2 separate regions of the Homo sapiens genome follow, and region 1 is linked to region 2. The links are chromatin loops, found by intact Hi-C in ENCODE. Cell type or tissue: CD4-positive, alpha-beta T cell. All regions are shown on one strand. Each heading gives the region's core, and the rest is flanking DNA. Links, peaks and the distances in the headings are about the cores only.

What was found. Hi-C counts contacts between places; a loop is a spot of excess contacts. Peaks named below come from ENCODE experiments on the same cell type or tissue, not always from the same donor. Only the 100,000 strongest peaks of a DNase experiment are listed, where the experiment ranks them.
Region 1: a loop joins it to region 2, with 6 times the contacts of the local background. A loop is called at or near these places in 2 of 110 quality-filtered maps.

The regions. Positions count from the first base shown.
Region 1 is chr14:51,988,897-52,002,668 of GRCh38, forward strand. It overlaps RTRAF (RNA transcription, translation and transport factor), which reads left to right and starts at 650. Exons shown (of 8, transcript NM_016039.3): 1 at 650-804; 2 at 2,421-2,545; 3 at 4,827-4,926; 4 at 9,598-9,684; 5 at 10,812-10,900; 6 at 12,902-12,970. The coding sequence starts at 744. LOC105370497 (a long non-coding RNA gene) reads right to left here and starts at 1,688. Exons shown (of 3, transcript XR_007064166.1): 1 at 1,623-1,688. RefSeq lists enhancers at 435-729, 1,070-1,129. In CD4-positive, alpha-beta T cell, for the core only: a CTCF peak has its summit at 7,433; a DNase peak (open chromatin) is centred at 7,435.
Region 2 is chr14:53,051,032-53,059,031 of GRCh38, forward strand. It overlaps DDHD1 (DDHD domain containing 1), which reads right to left. Exons shown (of 13, transcript NM_001160148.2): 9 at 7,446-7,595; 10 at 4,629-4,881; 11 at 3,407-3,598; 12 at 813-896. Among named protein-coding and RNA genes, the nearest start is that of DDHD1, 98 kb to the right of the region's middle. In CD4-positive, alpha-beta T cell, for the core only: CTCF peaks have their summits at 4,062 (motif pointing left) and 4,261; a DNase peak (open chromatin) is centred at 4,080.

The DNA.
Region 1 (13,772 bases), core at 2,584-10,583, 1.1 Mb before region 2:
GAGTAAGCAAAAGTGATGAGGATCTGATCTGTGGCTGTATCAGTGGGGTCCGAAAGGAGGTGAGGGATTTGAGAGTTAGGAGAGACAGAATGGCAGGAATTGGTGACCTACTGGATGCTGTGACCGAGGGTGAGGGGGAGTGAGGGACGATCTCGGCTTCAGATTTCACTCTGGCTGAGGATATCTGGAACGATCGCATCGTATTAACAATTGTATGTTTACCTGTGGATCACTCCCAATTAGTCTGAAAGCATCTTACTATAGGGACCTTGCTTTGTAGTCTTTGTATTACCAGTGTTAGAAGAGCACCTGTTATGTAGGAGGAGTAATAAAATGAATGAATGCACTCAAAACACTAAACAGTAATTCTGTAATCCAACGGGAGGTACAGCGAATACCAAAAGCCTACATATACTATTCTCTGCATGCTATAGCAAGAAAGAAAGGAAAGTGGCTTCCCGGTGGTTTTCTGCCTATTGTACAACCAGGAAGCTGACAATAAAGTTTATTTGAGCGTCGACGTGCGCCGACGTGGCCCCGCCTCCCCAGCCGGAGCCGCGATTGGTGGGCATTTGCCGGCGGCCACCGCTTTTAAGCCACGATTGGCGAAGGCCGCCGTCATTTCGGAGCGACTCAGCGCCTGCCCGCCCTCTCGCCGCGTCGCCGGTGCCTGCGCCTCCCGCTCCACCTCGCTTCTTCTCTCCCGGCCGAGGCCCGGGGGACCAGAGCGAGAAGCGGGGACCATGTTCCGACGCAAGTTGACGGCTCTCGACTACCACAACCCCGCCGGCTTCAACTGCAAAGGTGAGGCGGCGGCCTCAGCCCGGCCGCGTGTCCCTGACCTGGGCGGAGGTCCCAGCCTCAGTGCCCGCACCCCACCTCCCCGTCGGGACCCTCGGCGGCCTGGTTTCCGCCGGCAGCCTCCGGGCCCCTCTCCTCTGGGTCGCCACGTACCTCGGCTCTTCGCCGCCCCTTCCCGCCTTTAAAGCCCTCTCACCTACTCCTGTCTCGGCATGTTACTTTCTGCACTTGCTTAACTCCAAGCATCACGTAACTACCTTCTCTGTACATAAAAGGGAGAGCATTCGTCTTTCTCACTCACTATTCAACTCCATGGTTCCCTGGGTAATTAGGCGATACCTTGAGCACCTGCTAATTATGGGCCAGCGCGGTGCTGGATTCTGAGGAAGGTGCTGAGTAACTTGAAGACTAGTTCACTGCCTGCCAGGAGCTAAAGGGACGAGGGGTGGAAGCAATCAGAACCCACTGAGCAGTTTGAGACAGTACACAATGAAATCAGGACCGATCACAGTGGGAGGGTAAGCGCGTGTAGTAACGGGCTAGTTGTGTTATGTGGTGTTGCAAAAAAGTTAATAGCAGATGAGTGGGAAGGTTGAATTGTGAATACAAAGGTATTTGGGATTTTACAGCATTAGAATTTTAAAAAGTAATAACGTTGCTACTCACTGTAACTAAACTGCTACCCACCACTACTCGTTTCCTTTGTATAGTTGTGGCCTGTGATAGACTGGTAAGTTTGAAAGTGATCAAGTATAACTTGTGATACTCAGACCACTGTGTAATTCTCAAGACCTTATAATGGAAGCTTGAATTTGACTCACAAATTGAAAATAATTTCTAAGCAGGATGACAGTGTTTTGTTGATCGCCTGTAGAAGCATATCAAATTATAATCTATTGTTTTTCTACTTTAACAAAAAAGTATCAGTGACAATAGAGCCTTGTTCTGGATTGGAATCTTTGAGTCTCAATGTTCTTATCTGTAAAATGGGATATTACCTACCTCAAAAGAGGTATGGGGAGGATTAAACGAAACAATTATGCACTTAATGTGCAGTTAACATTCCATGACAACAGTTGTCACAGTGTCTTTTTTGTCATTTAATTTCTTTTACTTATTATTTTGTTGTATATTTTACTTTATTACTTTGCTATAAATTTAACCTTGCCCTCCTTCCCCTTTCTGTCCGCAAAGGAACTGGAATATTAATATGTAACACTTAAATAGCAAAACTATGTGCCAGGCACTGTTTTTATCCGTATTTATTTTATTTAAGAAACTTCTTAAATAAAACAACTTCTTTTAATCTTCATAACTCTATGAGGTAAGTTCTATTAGCACCCTCATTTTGTAGCTGAAGAGTCTGAGGCACAGAAAATGTGGGTGATTATCCCAAGTTCACACAACCAGTAAGTATCTGGACCCAGGATTTGAACAGATCATTGTTAATCTGTACTTTCAACTCCAGAATCTGTACTTTCAACTCCCTCTTTTGGTTCAATTAATTTAGTATTTTGAAGTTAAGAAAATTCCACAAGAACATATATCTGAACATATACCTGAGAAGGAGGTATTTTATGTAGTGCTTCTAGTTATTTATGTGATATTTTTTATTGCAGATGAAACAGAATTTAGAAACTTCATCGTTTGGCTTGAAGACCAGAAAATCAGGCACTACAAGATTGAAGACAGAGGGAATTTAAGAAACATCCACAGCAGCGACTGGCCCAAGTTCTTTGAAAAGGTAATGAATTAGGAAGTAAAGTAAAAATACAGAGAGTTTGTCTGAAAAATCATGAAGATGAGCTTAAAATTACTTTCTTCTTTTAAGAAAAAAATGATAATGATCAGTGTTAGGAAAGCTGGATTTCAGGGATTTTGCTTTTTTCTTAGATGTGTCTTTTGCTTTTAGAGCAAATTATTTTATGTCTTCCTACCAAGCTTTCAGTATTAGGTAGAAATAGTTTTCTCTAGAAACATGAAGTTTCTTAAATAAATAATGATGTAAATATTTCGCTTTCCCTTTATGGCCCAAATCAGAATTTTTGTTAAACACAGTACTATTTCTTATATTAAAAGAAGACATTGGCTAGGTGTGATGGCTAACACCTATAATGCCAGCACTTTGGGAGGCTGAGGTGGCAGATCATTTGAGCTCAGGAGTTCTGACAGCAGCCTGGGCAACATGATGAAACCCTGTCTCTACAAGAAAATAGAAAGTTATCTGGGTGTGCTGGCCTGTGTCTGTAGTGTCAGCTAATTGGGAGGCTGAGGTTCTCCAGCCTGGGCGACAGAGTGACACCTTGTCTCAAAAAAAGACATTATTGAGATGCTTGAAAACCAAGACTGTCGTGTTTATGCTTATATTTAATGTAAACAGATATCCCTTGTTGTATGCTAGGGAAATAGTCCTTAAATGATCTCTGGTATATCATATTTTTGTGCCTTGAATCATTTTCCCATTGATTTAGTTTTAGTAACACTTTTGCATAAAAAAGAATTCTCAGATTAGAATAAAAATGCTTTTAGTGTCATTTCTTACATTAAACATTTTCATCAGTTATATTTGATGAGTGAGATATTTTTCTTGAAAAAGGCTAAGTTTTTCATTTGCGAGAGCAGTGTGATTAGGCACTTTCTCCCTAGAATCAGTGATTTTATAAATTAGGGATTGTATAAATTACATCATTGTTATTAACCTTTCCGTGTCTCAATTTTTTCATCAATAAGTGAGGGTAACAATGATACCTATCTCATAAGTGTGGCTTTGTTTTTAATGAGTAATTGTTCACAGAAGTCCCTGGCGCATAGCAAGTGTGATAAGCTTATTACTGCCAATGCCTCTATACTACTACTATTAATACTACTGTATTCTTTTCCTTTGCTCTTAGAAAATATTTTTAAAATTTTCAGTGGACTTCTTAAAACTTTGAAATATATTTTTAGGATTTTATGTTTGTTTATATTACATTTTATGGTCTATTCATGTGTACAAGACAGTACAGAATTCTGCATGTAGAAAGGTATCTGGAGAATATAAAAAATTGTCTAGGCTGGGCACGGTGGCTCATGCCTATAATCCAAGCAGTTTGGGAAGCCAAGATGGGTGGATCACCTGAGGTCAGGGGTTCGAGACCAGCCGGGCCAACGTGGCGAAACCCCGTCTCTACTAAAAACACAAAATTAGCCAGGTGTGGTGGCGCATGTGTGTAATCTCAGCTGCCCAGGGGGCTGAGCCAGGAGAATCATTTGAACTCAGGAGGCGGAGGTTGCAGTGAGCCAAGATTGTGCCATTGCACTCCAGCCTGGGCAACAGAACAAGACTCTGTCTCAAAAAAAAGAAATATGTATGTATGTGTGTGTATATATGTACATATACACACACGTATTTCTGATGTGAAACACCTGGAATGACAGTAAGAATAATTTCAACATATCAGAACCTAAACAGTTATTATCCTTCAAGTTGATTTTATTATAATCTTATATTACATATAATTAATGTTACATATAATACTATTATATGCAACATTTATTTGAATATACAGCTTCTGACATTTATTTAAATTACTTGGTTACACCCTACATGTATGTTACATGGCTACTCTTTTCAGTGGCATTTCCATAATATGAAAGTTAAGGTTTAGATAGATAATGATTTATTGTATATCCTTTTTAAAGTTATTCTTTTTAGTTAATTGCTCTATGTGTATTGAGACTAGGAATCAGAAAGCTTAGATTCTAGTCCCAGGTGTAAGTTGTGTAACCCTTGGCAAGTGTCAATCTCTAGGCCTCAGCTTTCTCATCTATAAAATGAGGAAGTTGTCGTATTCTATTTTTTTTCTTAAGATGATACACTTAAATGTTCCCTTCTGTTGGGTTATATAATTGCATCAAAAGTGTAGTAATGTTATTAAAAAATTGTTAGAGATCCAAACTAAGGTCTCTTTCAACTCTCCCATTCTTTTTTCTGTGACTTTATGGTAATAATGAAACTGGTGGTTTTCTTTTCTTCCCCCTCACAGTATCTCAGAGATGTTAACTGTCCTTTCAAGATTCAAGATCGACAAGAAGCTATTGACTGGCTTCTTGGTTTAGCTGTTAGACTTGAATATGGAGATAATGGTACGTTTTGTGGGGAATGTGTATTTTAAAGAGAGAGGAAAGATGGGAAAGGGAGTGTGAAAATGTAGGGAACTTTGCAGTTTGTTTTGTCTAGTACTATTTTACCTTTGGTTTATTCTTATCACAAGTTAAAAGCACTTTTATTGTCTTTCATTGGTGTTTATATATTTCTGTTAGAATTTGGAAATGGTGCCCTCTGGAGAAGGCTAATTGACTGTCTTCTCACAGAGTAACACTACTTTGATAATATGGTCTGCACCTTAGCCTTTCAAATTAAATTGTTTTTAGTGTCCCAGAATTGATGGGACTTTGAAGTGTTGTTGCAGTAGGTAATTTCTCAAAAGACTGAAACATGTCTAATGCCAATATACATTAATACTCTATAGGCCAGAATATATTACTTATGTTTACTGTCTTAGCACAGATACTTCTATGGTTGGAAGCTTCTGAATGTTAGTACCTATAGTAAAAACAATTTTTCTTTAAACGGGTGTTTTCTCTTATTAGACCATTTCATTTTGAAAGGCCTGCCAACATCTAAATGCAAGATTTGATTATCTTATCTGCATCCCCTGCATTTTGTGTTTTTCGGTTAGTTACAGTCTTCTTAATTATTTACTTTGGAAGCCTTTTTATATCTTGGCTTATCCCTTTCCCTTCATCCCACCTACACTGACTTTTTCTCATGTTTGTTGTATCTTCATTCCCATTGGCATAATCCTAATTCAGGCTCTTGTCACTTTCTGCCAGGAGTATTATAATATCTCCCATTAGTGTCACCTTCTGTTCTTAACTGCATGGCCAACCAAGCTAACTTTCTGAAACGTTAATCTATTTTAGGATGCCACTTACTCCTTGTTTCCAAAGAACAGTTCCAGTTACATATTCATATTAATAAACATACATATCCATAAACACTAATTTCCCATTTTCTATAAAAAGAATTTTAAGCTCCTTAGCATGGTAGTTAATGATGACTGATATCCAACCTGTATTCACATCTTGACATCCCAGCTAAATTAGAATAATAGTGCTTCCTGTTTATATCCCATTTCCCCCTCTGTTTCTTTGTTCACACTTTTCCCTTGGCTAATATACCATTTCATTCTATCTACACATCTAAATCCTACCCATCTTTTTAAGATCCATCTCATATGCTGTCTTATGTCTTAGCAGCAGTATAATTTCCCTCTGAACTTCCATAGCTTTTAACCCTATACATTTTAAGTCATTAACCACTTTCCATTTTGCTTCTATGTCTTATTCGTCCCAGTAATTTGTAAACTGATACTCAGCTTTGATTCCTACATGGTACCTCTCTTAGCTTCCAATTGATGCTGTAACAAATTACTACAAACTCAGTGACTGAAAACACAATTTATTATTTTAGAATGAGAAGGCCAACATTAGCCTCACTGGGTTCATGTCAAGTTGTCAGCAAGGCAGGTTCCTTTTGGAGGCTCTCGGGGGAATCTGTTTCTTTCCTTTTTTAACTTCTAGAGGCTGCCTGAATTCCTTGACTCTGGCCCCTTCTTCCTTCTTCAAGTCTAGCAGCATAGCATTTTCCAGTCTCTTATCTGATTCTGCTTCCATTGTCATAACTTTGTCTCTGGCTCTGATCCTCCTGAGCCCACCTGGATAATCCAGGATAATCCCCTATCTCAAGATCCTTAATTTTATCATATTTGCAAATCTTGCCATGTAAGGTAACACATACACAGGTTCCAGGGATCAGGACATGGACATCTTGGGGGGTACAGGTCAATATTGTGTCTGTCACAGTACCTGACATAGTTTCTTGCACACAACAGGTGCTTATCAATTTCAGTAATGTGTGGCGAATGCAGTATATGTGAGTGTTTACATACACTGATTTGGAGCATCAGCCAATTTTTTGCTGATGCCTCAGACTTAAATTTCAGAAGCCTTATGGCAAAAATCTTAAGGAAAGCTCAATTTGAGACTTCGTTTACTTTTCCATTTAATTTAAAAAAAAAAAACTTTTCTTTCTTTAGAAAATACATGTATTCATAAGCCTTATGGCTTTAGTGTAGTATTGATTTTAGGGCCTTTAACAAGGTCTTTTTATCTACCCTGCTCTGGATTGGTAGGAATTGTATATGAGCCAATTTGTAGCTTATCAAAACTGTTTTTCATTTATTCCCAAATTCTTACATCTCAGTTTATTTGTTTTATTCTATTTGTTCCATTTTTATAACCCGTTAACCTTCAATGGTAGATGCATATGGTCATGTATACCTGCAGTTGACTTTAGTAAGTACATGTATTTCTCAGTAATAGCATGTTCTTTTAGTGAATAAAAGAAGCTTGTGTGTGGAATGTAAATTTTTCAATATTGAAAAAGGAAGTCAACATATACTTGAAGGTGAATGGTATCAAAAGTATATTAAAAGTCTAAGCTAGAAAACAAGTTTTGTTTATTAAAATTCAGAATTGCAAAAACAGACTTGAAAATTGGTCAAATAATACTGTCTCTAATCGGTAGGAGGCGCTGATGTTCTTTTGTGGTTTTACATTGATATGTTGCCTCCTTGACTTTTAAGTTACTTATTTTAAAATTTGCTGAAACCATTGTGAGTTTTTATTATTTGCGCTCTACTATTTTTTGAAGCCTTTTGGTAGCTTGTCAACATGATCAATAACTGAAATTTTTTAAATGTATAATTTCAGATGTATAGAAAAATTACAAAATAGTACAAAGATTTTCATATACCTCAAGTCTACAAATGTAGCGTGTTACCTCATTTGCTTCATCCTTCTCTCTACACAGAGGCACACACCATTTTTTTCCAAACCATTTGATAGTAAATTATAGATGATTCCTTTTTACTCTTAAACACTTTAAAGTGCATTTCCTAAAAACAACTTTGTCTTATATAACCACAGTACAGTGATCAAAATCAGGAAGTTATCTTTGATATACTATTATTTATTCACATTTTACCAAACCCCCCACTTCTCTCGAAAGAAAAAAATAACCCAGAGCAATCCTGGATTATGCACCGCATTAGTTGTTACATCTGTCTTAGTATCTTAAAATCTGGAACAGTTCCTGTCTTTATTTGTGCTTCATGACCCTGACATTTATTTTGTAGAGTGTCCCTCAATTTGGATTTATATGATGTTTCCTCATGATTAGATTTGGGGTTTATACTTTTGTTAGGAGTAACACAGAAGTGATGTGTTCTTTTTAGTGCATCATATTAGGAGATACGTGATAGCGATATGTCCCATTACTAGTTATGTTACTTTGATCACTAGGTTATGGTTTCTCCACTGTAAAGTTACTATTTTCCTCTTTGTAATAAATATATCTTGTGGGGAGGTACTTTGAGACTGTATCAATTATGTTTTTGCGCCTCAAGTTTCCCCCACTAGTTTTAGCAACCATATGATGATTCTTGCCTCAGTCATTTATTATGTTAATCGACAAAAGGTGTTCTCTAATTTCATCATTTTTTCTACATTTATTTGTTGGCTTTCTCTTGTAAGTTTTCCCATCTCTAATTTACTTGTTTAAATCAGTATAGATACATGGATTTTTATTTTATTCAATGGATTATAATCCTTTCTGTCATCACGTATTTTGCTGTTGATACTGTTCCAGATTTGGCCAGTGGAAGCCTTTTTAACTCTGACTTAAATTTTATGCTTTTATTTTTTCCTCGTTTCATTAACAGATCCCATAAGCACTGTATAGCCTAAGATGCCATTTTGAACATTAAGTTTAGTGAATTATTAATAAGTGTTTTTATTTTTGAATTCCTTTGAAGTATTGTTTTTCAAATGAAAATAATAAAATCTACCTTTGGAATTCTGAATTTCAAGTTTCCATGAAATAAGTTTGAGGTTTGTATATGATGGTGTATTTGATGTATTGATTTTTTTGGGGAAAGCAAGGTTTTTGGATTTTATGTACAGCATTCAAAAGAAGATGGGGGGAAGCGTACTTTTTAATGAGTTTGTATTTAATCTTACGTAACCTATACTTAACCCTCCTCCCATTCTTCTACCCCAGATTTCAGAGGAAGCTGTAAAAGCAGATTTTTACCTTCCTAAAATTTACATGTTTGAAATGATTGCCTTTAGAAATGTTAATGAAAAGATATTTGTGTCACATAGTCCAGTAATTGCTTTAGCTTAATCAAAAAGATAGTTACATTGTCTTTTTACATTTTCTATAGCAAAAATTAAGCTTGATTGAATGAATTGTTTTATGCTTATACAGGTTAAGCATCCCTAATCCGAGAATCTGAAATCCTAAATGCTCCAAAATCCAAAACTTTTTGAGCACTGACATGAGGACACAAGTAGAAATTTCCACACATAAGCACTTAACACAAACTTTATTTCATGCACAAAATTATTAAAAATATTATATGAAATTACCTTCAGGCTATGTGTATAAGTTGTACATTGAACATAAAAATGAATTTTGTGTTTAGACTTCAGTCCCATCCCCAAAATATCCCATTTTATATATGCAGATAATCCGAAGTCTGAAAAAATTTAAAATTGGAAATTATTGGCATTTCCAGTAAGGGAAACTCAACCTGTAATCATTTTGGCTCAGTTAAATTTGGTAAATAGCAGTAGTCATTTTACCTTGAGTTGCAGTTGTACAAATTATATTTTTGCCTGTTTTTATAGCTGAAAAATACAAGGATTTAGTACCTGATAATTCAAAAACTGCTGACAATGCAACTAAAAATGCAGAACCATTGATCAATTTGGATGGTGAGTATATAAATGCATAACATTGAACATCAACATTTTTGGTTTTTTAAATGTTTTTTTCTTTGAAGAATGAAGTCCAGGTTTACTTGGTTTTAGTAAATTTAGAAGGATCCATGCAGACAGCATTTATGTTAACATTTTATTCTCTATAATGTTTTTATGATGTGCTTTCTCCTTCCCCTTGCATTTGAATATCTGAATGTTGATTTGATTTGCTTCTAGTAATTTGGAGTTTTGATTTGTATTTAATCATGGGGGTCATTGTTTGCCTTTTTGAATGTGTAAATTTCTTTTAATCCAATGACTCTATCAGACAAGTGGTAAAATTTTCCATTATTTTAAGTCCTGGATATCTTTTAGTAATTTCCCTTTTTAAAAATATGAAGAATCTAATTACCTAAATTATGATGTGTAAAATATTTGTTCACTGGCTAATTCATTGTGACCTATAATTTAGGAGTTAACCCTTTTGAATGAGTGAGCCTCTTGGACACTCCAGAGCTGCTGCTTAGAGAGAAGGTTTTGGGAAAACTATCCATGGAGGGGATCTATGTACTAAAATTAATGGCCTTGGGAAGAAATGTTAATTAAAAGTGCTGTATAATTTAGCCTTGCAGAAAAAGTTACAGGACAAATATAATGTGAGTTAAATTAGTCATTTATTGGATTATTCAGTTTGGCTGATGAAATACAGATACTCCTTGACTTAGGATGAGATCATGTCCCAAAGTCGAAAATATCATAAGTCAAAAATGCATTTAATACCCCGGAAGACCCATTGTAAAGCTGAAAAATTGTAGTTGGAACCACTGTAAGTTCAGATTTTCCTCATCTTGCACTAGGGTTACATCCCACTGAACTCATTGTAAGGTCAAAAAATTACAAGTCTAACCATCCTAAGTTGGGGACCGTCTCATACAGTAATAGGAAAACCATTTTATCTTACCAATTTATTTAATTGTTGATAGTCTACAGGGCTTTCTTTTTTCTCTTGTGAGTAGCAGTTTTAAAAACTAAGAGATTTGTTGCTACCGAAAAGTTAAAAATGTTTTTGTATGTTCACAAATATGTTTGTAATTATACGTTTGCAGGGTTGTAAGTTTTTGTTTGTTTTTAATCTTTTATAGTAAATAATCCTGATTTTAAGGCTGGTGTGATGGCTTTGGCTAACCTGCTTCAGATTCAGCGTCATGATGATTACCTGGTAATGCTTAAGGTCAGCTTCATGTTCTTGATTCTTGACAGAAACTGTGCACATAGAAAAATGTCTTTATTTTCTAAATATTAACTATTGATATTAAAATTATGGTTGAATGACTAAAATACACAGAAGAATATGAAACATAAAGTAGATTTCATGGTTTTATCTGATTTGGATTCTGTTTTCTGCCTGCACTATGCTAAATCCTTTGCAAAGATGTTCTCATTCAATCCTGCCAACAATCCTAGAGACAGCTGCTAATATCTTTTTAAAAATATATATCATATGAAGAAACTGAGACTCAATGAGGATAATGTCTAAGATGACACAGAAAATGACAGAGCCAGGATTTTAAGCACTATAACCCTGTGGTCCATTGTTTTTCCCACATTACCCTACTTCTGTTTAGTTAGTCTTTTTAATGATTCATAGTCTGCATTTGTTAAGATGGTCGAAAATGCCAAATGAGTAATGGTGAATTTGGTCAAAAATATATAACCCCAAAATCTCTTTGAGAAATGAATCTTTCTGTCCCCGATGCTAGATAGGCCACTCAGTTCATAACTATACTTCAGGAATCCCAGTAATCTGAAAGAGGTCTCTTGTTTCTGAGAGAAATCATAAACTTCAGAAGATTTATTCCTAGTAATCGTGAAAGTACAGTGGTGTGGATCAGGGGAGTGGTACTTAAGATACCAGACTTGGAAATTTTATAAGAGATTAAAAGCTTTTAACTAGACCTTGTGCATGTAAACTACTTTGTGATAAATATCACTCTACCCAGAAGAGATTAAGCCATAACTTACCATGCTTTTTAGATTTTTATTATTAAATGTCAGTTTTAACAAGACTGTTGTATTCCTAAGTTATTAAAATTTTCTATACTGAATCTGAATGTTAACTTGGATTTTCTCAATCCAGATTGCATGCCAAAAGACAAAAATGTTTTTAGTGAAATTTAGCTATTTCAAAGGCTTGTTCTTTATTCCGACAATTATGTAAATTGCCTTGGAACTGTTCTATAGTGATCATGTCAGCTTTAATCATAAAGTAAGTGAGAGGAGAGTCAGACAATGCATAGCGTATTTGGGATGCTTTTGTTAGACTTCAAAACCCAAGGGGATAAAGTATAAATCAACTACAACAAAATGCTATAAAATTCTAGTCCTGCTGCACATTTGTCCCTTTTGAGTTATTTTAAGAGGCATTCAAACAATAACATAATATGGAAAACATCTTAGTACGTTTGCCAAGTACAAGCATCAGTATATTAACTGTTTGGCAACCAGACTATTTAATAACATCTGCAATAACTGTTAAACATTGTTTGAATTCGGTTTTTCAAAGATAGCATTTGGTTTTTTATTTAAAAATTATAGTTTAAGTTTTCACACTTATTTTTGAGTTGTAATTGTCATCTTCCTAATTAAAATTCCATTTTTTTAAAATTTGATTTTTAAGTGTGTATGGATACTTGCATGCATGCCTACCATAATGAAATGCCTTGGTGATTAAAACCACCAACGGTGTCCTTTGAAAGGTTTGAAAATATTTTACTAGAGTGAAGTGATAAAAGCAAAGTGTAAGACAGTATGTATGATCTGCTACCCTTTGTGTCAAAAATGTGTATTCGTGCTAAGCATGCTCGTCATTTCGCAGTTTTAGTGAGGGTAAGGAATCTGTAGGGGATCGCAAGGCTCAGGTAGGAAGGAGACCTACTTTTTACCATGTGTCTTGCTGTATTTAAAGTTGTTTTTTACCAGTCACGTGCATTACCTATTCAAAAAATGGTTTTAATTGTTGCAAGCACCATTCAACATTATTAAAATACTAGAAGTGTGAAAGGTTACGTTATATTAGTGGGTTTTTTTTATTTTTAATTTAATGGGGAGTTTATTAATGAACTTAGGTAATTCTGACTTCATCAAAATGAGCATCCTTATTCTCTGGGCTCATAGAAGAAAGGATGACAGGTACACAGCCTATAAAAAGTAAAAATATTTTTGGGTTTCTTAGGCAATTCGGATTTTGGTTCAGGAGCGCCTGACACAGGATGCAGTTGCTAAGGCAAATCAAACAAAAGAGGTACGTTTCTATAAATCCTAAATAAGTTGTTAATGAACATTTCTTCTGGTATGGCCGTGATTTTAAACTTTGCATGTATCTGTTTAAGATATCCATTCTACGTTCTACAACTTAGAGAAAGGATAGCTTACTTCAGTGCTTCCTAAAGCAAATTGAATGTATTCAGTGGCTAGGGGGTCATTTTTGAGTGAAAAACTTCATGTTCCTCTCACTTTGTACCTTAAAAAAGCCACAAATAGCTCATGCACAGTCCACAAATCATGCTTGTGGCCCGTTGAAGTTTATTTAAAATGAGTTACCCATATGAAACTTACTGGATTATTTTGACTCATGCTGGAGAAGAAGGAACACACCTCACTACAAATTAGTTTTCTTTTTCTATCTAAATTCTATCCTTGCTCTTATTTCTTCAGAGTAAATTCTTGTTTTATTCAATTTCCTGGCATAAAACATGAGAAAGTAATTTGGCTAAGGTCACCTAGTTGGTAAGTGACTGAGCTCAGGCAGTCTGACTTGAGAGCCTGTGCTCTTACGGTAGGTGGGGAGAAGGGTCCATGCGTGGATGTCTGCATGAGCTTGTCAGTCTGCCCAGGTGAAGGGACAGGGGGTTCTGTTGGAGTGTAAGGTTCAAGGTACAGGTGACTGAAATGGTATCTTTCAGTCCTACCTTGTAGGCTGAGAAAAGCTATATCCCATGACTACCTTCCCCTTAAAGAGAAAATATGGAACATTTTTAGATTATATCAGAAATCCAAAGATGCCTAAAGTTTCACTGGCTGTGCAGCGGTGGAGAGACTGTCCT
Region 2 (8,000 bases), core at 1-8,000:
CGCAAACTGAAGTAATGTAAGAGTTTTTTTTTTTTTTTACTTGAAAAAATTTATGAAAATTGGTGATCAAATAAAGAAACTGTAAAATGAGATTTGGTTAAAACATTAAAAGAAAAAAAATCCCACAAAGCCCTGTAACGTGTTTTGTCAAAGACAAAATCCAGCATTTTTTTTTTTAAAAGAGAAGCTGTGGAAAAAGAATCAGAAGTTAGTCATAAAAATAATTTTAAACTGCTAAAGTTAATCCATAGTGATACATTTAGAATATACTGAAAATTAAGAGATTAAAAATATCTCTTACATCCAAGAATACTGTTTTTAAAAGTGAATGTACTCCCCTAAACTACATTAAATATCTGTGTTGAAAGCAATCAGCTATGACATACCTACAACCCTAAGTGGTAAATTTACTGATACCTGAAATAACCAAGAATGATGACATTCTTTGTACTATTAGAAACCCTTTTATATCTAAATGTATTAAATGAAAAGAAATAGCAAACCTCTTTGGAGCCTTTAGGACAATAAAGAAGGAAGAAAATGACCTTATGCTTTTCTTCAGGTTCCTTCTTTGTAGAAGTATACACAAATATACTTTAGCACATTAAGTGGCTAGTCAATTTTCAGGTTTCAGAACCACTACCATTTAAGACTAGAAAATATGGGATGAAAATACACATAAAATAGTCTGTAATGGTAACACTGAAGCTGGGATCTCATAGAAGAACTGATCCAATTTTTCAATAAGCAGAAGAACTCTAAGTAGATCATTTTTATAGTATTCTGAATGCTATTCCTGACATATACCATACCGAGGGCATTATCTTTATTCTGCATTACATTTTCCGGAAAAAGAAGTTGTGGGAGATTAAAGAACGATTCTTGAAGTCTGAAATCTGTGAAAAAAAAACACAAGATGCTGTAAAGGGTTGGCTGATGATTAAAAATGGCCTTCAATGATGTAGTGGCCAAAAGTTAGAACAATACTCCCAAATAAACTGACTAAATCTAGCATACATAAAGTAGTACACATCTTAATTTTTGTAAGGAGCTCTTTCATGGAAAATGTAAGCATAACTAACTTGAAATATAATCTCATAATCTGTTAACACCCAGATAGTCCCCAAATTCATAGCTAATTTAGTTCCTAACCTAGATGCAAAACAATGCTAAAAGAAACAGATCTTTGCATTATATGTTAGAAAAGAAGTCTAGACTTTTCAAAAGAAGAATAGCTAGGTAAGATGCTTCAACTGGATGAAAATAAAATAGGTTTCAATTGACAACACTAGTTCTTCACATAAAGAAACAGACAGATCATGAATTCTAAGCCTGTGCCCCATTTTACCCTCAAATAGCAAGTGAATCAAAGTCGGTAGCTTCAGAATAAAGGTTATCCAGAAGAACTGAGGCAATTAATGTAAGTAGAAGGAAGAAAGGAGGGAAGCCAGAATCACCTAATCACAATGACCAAATTTCAGAAAGAAGATTTAATGAAGAAAAGTTTTATGATTTGCACGATATAGCCAAGACAGCACTTAACGACGAGAAATTATGACGATTACACAGATTACATTATTGAAGCAAGCCAAATAATTAGTAAAGCAAATCTTGGGAATAGGATTTAAAAGGCAGAATCTTATTATAATAGTCCAATTTTAATAGTTATATCTATATCTAGAGGTGAATATGTGTAATATGTATAATATATAAGTATGTGTAATATGTGAATATGTGTAAGACTCATAATTACCTCATATTGAGTCTTGTTGACTATTTTACCATTCGGACTATCAAAGAATTTATGTGTAAGAATGACATAGTATGTATTTTGTTAAGCTCTCAAAATAAAAAGATGCAATACAGCTATGCACCTCTACTAACTGCTGTTCTGGAAGAAAAAACTGGGGGTTTCTCTATTATTTTGAAATTACTATGTTAAACAGAAAAAAAAAACCTAAAAAAGTTTTATTCCCTCAGAGCCTGTAGATTCTATACATACGTTTTCATTACCCTTTTTCTAGGGGGTTAAACCCTACCCTGCTCTTCTTGCTCCCTCCCTCACTCTGATGTTTACTAGCACTACTGTTGCACATTAATGACATTACAGAGAACCATGACTTTTTACCTGCTACCTTACAAAATTCTTTGAAATTAATTTTCTTCAGCAGTTAGAGTTTTCTTGACATCTGCATGTCACGACAGAATTTTGTATTTTCACAATCACATTTTTGATATTAAGTAGAAAAGGAAACAAGTCAGAAATAGTATGAGAACTCTTATAGAAGGTAAAATATATTTAATGCAAATATCAAAGTCTAAAAAAGAATTTTCCAGACTTGCAATTATAAAATTTTCAGTGTCCAGAGTCTGGCACAGATATAATTAAATTAAAAATGCTGTTGGCCCAAGTAGGAATGTTCAACCCTATTAATAATTCATCCTGGAGTGGAGTTGACTGTGGAAGAATTATTCAGCCTCTAGGAGTGTCACACCTGAACTTTCTAAGGATGGATGGCAATGAATGCCATCATTTTACAATTTAGAGTAGCAGACACAGTAAGAACACAATACTCTAAGTAACAAATAAAATCTGTTTAAAAATTTCTAGAGAAAGAAAAGTTTTCTCCCTGCTATAGTTACAGAAAAGGAGTAGCTAGTTTCAGAATTTATATTTCATTATAGGTGTCAATGAAAAAATAGGACTTGACGTTTTAGTTTTATTTTACTAGACACCTAAAAATAATGTTCAAGTTCAGACTCTTGGAAGTAAATATATACTAAGTGTATTCGTGTTTCACAACTACTCAACATTTCAAACTTTCTAAGTCCACCGGAGAAAGCTTAAAGATCCATATAATGCTAAGTCCAACATAACTATCCATTTATTTACTCATTTTTTCAATATCTGCTTTACACTAGGTAGCTGGGATAGAATTGGAAGCCATTCAGCAGATCCAATAAAATTTCTAAGCTTTGAATAGAAGTAGGATGACTTTGGTATAGCAGTTTTTAAAGTCTCAAGACCAGATACAGCATAGATCTAAAGCAATAATTACACGATTTTTGAGACTGAGAAGATCACATTAGTAAAAATCTACTTTATAAACTTCAGGGGGTACTTACCCTAAAGAGATTTGTTTTATGCTTGATGGTTAAGACCTTGTGCCACAAGGCCCTAATTACTAATATTCTATTAATTCATCAATGCAGAAAGTAAAACTGCATTTTCCTGGAAATTATTCTTAAAAATATAAGCAGAAGGAAAGCATTTTTTTCTTTCAAAGTTAAGGCACACTTTAGATCTTAGAGTTGACTAGCTAGTATTAATATTTTATACCTCCCTGCCCTCCCCAAGTTTTAAAAAGATACAGTATCAACTTAAGGAAATAATGTATGAACTAACATGCAGAATCGAGGAAGCCAGAACTGCTATGTGGAAGGGTCTGTGTCCCTACGGTGGTAGCAGAAGGTGAGGCAACTGGCTTCTTCTCATCTTCCATTGAGTCTTTTGATGTTTCAGATGACTGTGTTGTAGATGAACGTCCAAATCTTGAGAACAACATTCCTCCAAGTCCCTTTCCAATGCTAGCAGCCCCTGTATTTCACAAAGCAGGGTAGTCATTCTGTTGAATCACACCACACTCTAAGCTAAAGAGCACCACCCATAATTATAGCCAACTGGCAGAGGGACCAAACCCTAGTCATGTTTTTCCAGGGTGGGAACATAAGAAAATTATAATTTATATTGCAGGTTTCTAAATAAAAATGGTGAATAGAATGAGAGTTGTATAAGCTCTAGGAATATAACACAGGAATATATAAACAAAGGAATAAAGATTCTATTTTATTCAAGTGATCATGGTTTATTAAAATATTTGGCAAGATTAAAGTCTTTGATAAAAGAACCATGCCATTGACATGAGTATAGATTTACTATTGATATACTTACTACTGAATTTAAATGGACATGTAAGAAAAAGCCATCAATAAACAATGTATTAACATGAGAAAGTAAAACAGCCAATGAGTCCAGGAGATAAAGCCTATTTATAGTGCCACCTTGTGGTATTTTACATTAAGGCAACTTGTAACCAAAGGCAATGGACAGATTCAAATACCACATAATCGAGTTCCAGTGATACAGCAAACATTGTGCCAGTACTGGAGATCATTCAAAGAAAAATTAAACATCCTTGTTGCCCTCAGGAATCACACAGTTTGAGAGACTTTTAGAATAGATCAGAGAACTGGTTGACAGGGAGCACCCTCTGACACAAGTGCTTTCTCATTTCACAGATGAGCAAGTAGAGCATTAAAAACTATATTATTTACTCAAGATCTCACAGCAAGTGGTAGGACCAAGATTAAAATGAGGGACTTGATTCTCATAACAGCTTTTTCTGGTCCATCCAGCTATCTTATATTCTAAAACTATAAGATCTGATCTAATCAGAGAACTTTAGAGCTTTTTGGGCCTCAAATATGAACATTGGGAGGGTAGTTAATTCTAGACACAGGGATTAACTGCTGGGAGTTTCCTAATACATAGAATACTTCTAGTCCCCCAAACTTATGTCTAGGAAAGTGCTTATATGCATAGATAAGGAATACATAAGAGAAATTACCTAATATGCTTGCTTTGCCTATATTTGTTATAGATTCTCCATAGTGTCGGCGGGACAAAACTGGTGAGGTCACAGGGCTTGGTATGGTTGAAATGCCTTCATTCTCTGAAACTGAGGTAGGTTCTTTAGCTGGGTTGAGAAAGCTTGGCTTCATATGTTCATAAGGTAAAGGATTTGAAGTATTGTACCAGTGGATCTGGACAGGTGAAATGTTGCTGTAGTGTTTCAGTATTAATGGTTCTAATCTATAAGCCTTGATTTAAAAAAAAAAATTCAAAGAAACACAGTGTTAAATCACAATGCTTGGATTTTAGTAAACTGTTCTTACTCTACTGCATGTTAAGTAAACCTCCGAGAAGGAATTTAATTAAAAAACAATAGCTATTTCAAACATGTATTTCTATTTGTTCACTGTTAATATGCACTTGATCTAATGATGAGATTATGAAAAACAGTCTAGGCTAATAGTGTCTATCAATTAGTTTTTCAGAGAAATATTTTTATTATGTTCTGATATGTAACAATTAGATTTATTTTAGTCTTAGGAGCAAAGTTGAAGTAGTAGATGGTAATCCTGGGAAACAGCAAATAAGGCCAATTTTTAATATTTTAGGAGCTCTATTTAAGCTCTGTTTTAAAATAGATTGATACAGTAACAGCATAAATCAGATGCCAGCATAAGAGCATCTGTCTGATGTGAAGTAGCAATGAGACAGCAGAAAAGGCAATGGATACGGCATCAGAATCCCCCAAATTCATATTCTGGTTTCTATCACTTATTTTTTAATTTACATTTTTAGAAAATTTTATTTTTTAAGATGGAGATGGGGTCTCGCCTTGGTGCCCAGGCTGGTCTCAAACTCCTGGGCTCAGGCAATCCTCCCACCTCAGCCTCCCAAAGGGTTGGGATAATAGAGAGCCACTGCGCCCAGCCTCTGTCACTTATTAATTGCATGATGCTTGTTAAGTCACTAGGTCTCGGAGCCCTGAGTTTCCTGAGCTGTAGAAAGGAGGTAACACTTCCTCTCTTACAGAGATGTGAGAAAGAACAGATAACATTTGTAAAAACTGCCTTGCACCGTTCTGACGTAAACTATTTAACAAAGTATTAATTTTTTTAAAAATCACAGAAAAACTATAAAATGAATAATAAAAATTTAAGAGTTTGGAATCCTCCTTTAAAGTTACAACAAAGTTTAAGTTATACAAAGGACAGGGCTCAGAGCAGACCTATGAACTGAAATTCACTTTCAAGTTACGAGACAATGAATAAAATGAGTATATGTTAATGAAATGCTTATTGTCTAGCTGGGTGTATATATATTTTACTTAATCCTAACAATCCTAGAAGGCAAAATATTATCATCTACATCATACAGATAAGATACAATCTCAGAAATAACTTGCCCAGGATTGTGCAGTTTGTATTTGAATCTTATATTAAACTTCCAGTTCAGTGAAGTTAATATGGCAGTTGTAAGTCTTTAACATATGAGAGATTTTCTAAAATTCGAATGGTTAGTCAATGTTATATTTATTTGGTACTAGCTAAAAGGATCCTTTAAAAGACTTTCCACAATTATATGAAGCTATTTTTTCAGAGAATAAATGCTATTTAAAATAGTTTAATATTTAGTTAAACCAGCCTTGTCCCAAAGAAGTATTAAGGGGGCATTTTTCTTGTCTGAAAATCTTACTTGGCATTACACTGTTTAACAGGATGCAAGGTTCTTGGAGTGCTTCCATTAAAAAAAATATTTACAGCATAAACATAATAGAGAATAGAAAAATCCAACATCTTACAATTCTATTAGGCTATAATAAAGTTTTATTTTGATGTTCAGTATTTGAATATTTTCATTTTTCAGAGAGTCTACAAAATACATTCCAATATTGTAGCATACTTTAGATTAAAAAAGTATTTAGAGCAGGATTTTTAAGATTTATGGTTTCTAGGTTACTGGTATTACAATTGGTTAAGGTTTGAAAGTCCAGTAGACTCCTGTCTCTTGTACTAACTGTCTGGGAATAATATTTTTACATTACACTCTTGTATTACAGGTGCAACATAACCAGACCATCTCTAAGGTACTTTATCTCATGAGCCCTAAATTAACCAAAACACACGTTTAATAATCAGATAAATGAAGTGTTTTCATTAATTCGATGGCACCTTGTAAGATGTCTTAGACAGATTTTTACTTTTTGGAGACAGAGTCTCGCTCTATTGCCCAGGCTGGAGTGCAGTGGCACAATCTCGGCTAACCGCAACCTCTGCCTCCCAGGTTCAAGCAATTCTATTGCCTCAGCCTCCCGAGTAGCTGGGATTACAGCCGTGCCCAGCTAATTTTTTGTATTTTAGTAGAGATGGAGTTTCACCATGTTGCCCAGGCTAGTCTCGAACTTGAGCTCAGGCAGTCTGCCTGCCTTGGCCTCCCAAAGTGCTGGGATTACAGGCATGAGCACCACGCCCGGCTTTTTTCTTTTTGTTTGAGATGGAGTCTCACTACTCTGTCACCCAAGCTGGAGTGCAGTGGCATGATCTTGGCTCAGTCCAACCTCCACCTCCCAGGTTCAAGTGATTCTCCTGCCTTACAGGCACCCACTACCACGCCCAGCTAATTTTTGTATTTTTAGTAGAGATGAGGTTTCACCACATTGGTCAGGCTGGTCTTGAACTCCTGACCTCAGATGATGCGCCCGCCTCAGCCTCCCAAAGTGCTGGGATTACAAGCGTGAGCCACTGTGCCCAGCTGATAGATTCTTTTTAGGAACAATTTGACATTGAGAAAAAAAAGAGTCTATATTGCAACTCACCACTGGATCTGTAGGATGAAAAATATTTAGTAACCGGTTACAAATCTCTCTAGGCAAAATATGGTCTTGACTTCCAGTATTTCCTGGGCGGATGCCACGCAACGCCAAGAAAACTGCTAATGGGGATCCCATACAGAAGAAATTCTCAACCTAAAATGATAAAGTCATCTTAAAGTTTAAAAATGGTGAAGTGTTATCTTTCAACAAAATTTGGGCATAACGTAATATATGGCAAAATACAAATAATAAAATATCTTTGAGTATATTCGTTTTTAATAAGAGTTATCCAGATGGGCTCTGCCAACCATTAACCATTCTAGAATAATCTATTTCCATGAGATACTTCATTATCTTTAAATCTAATACAAGTTGAATAAAAGGAAGATAAGGATCATTTTCTTATATATTTGTATACACAAATCAAATATTTATTGAGGTACTACTTTGTGTGAAGTAATACACTCGGTGCTGTGATAGATATAAAGACCAGTAAGACACAGCTTCTGCACTCAAAATTTACAGTCCTGTGGGGAAAGCAGAATAAAATACGTGCAT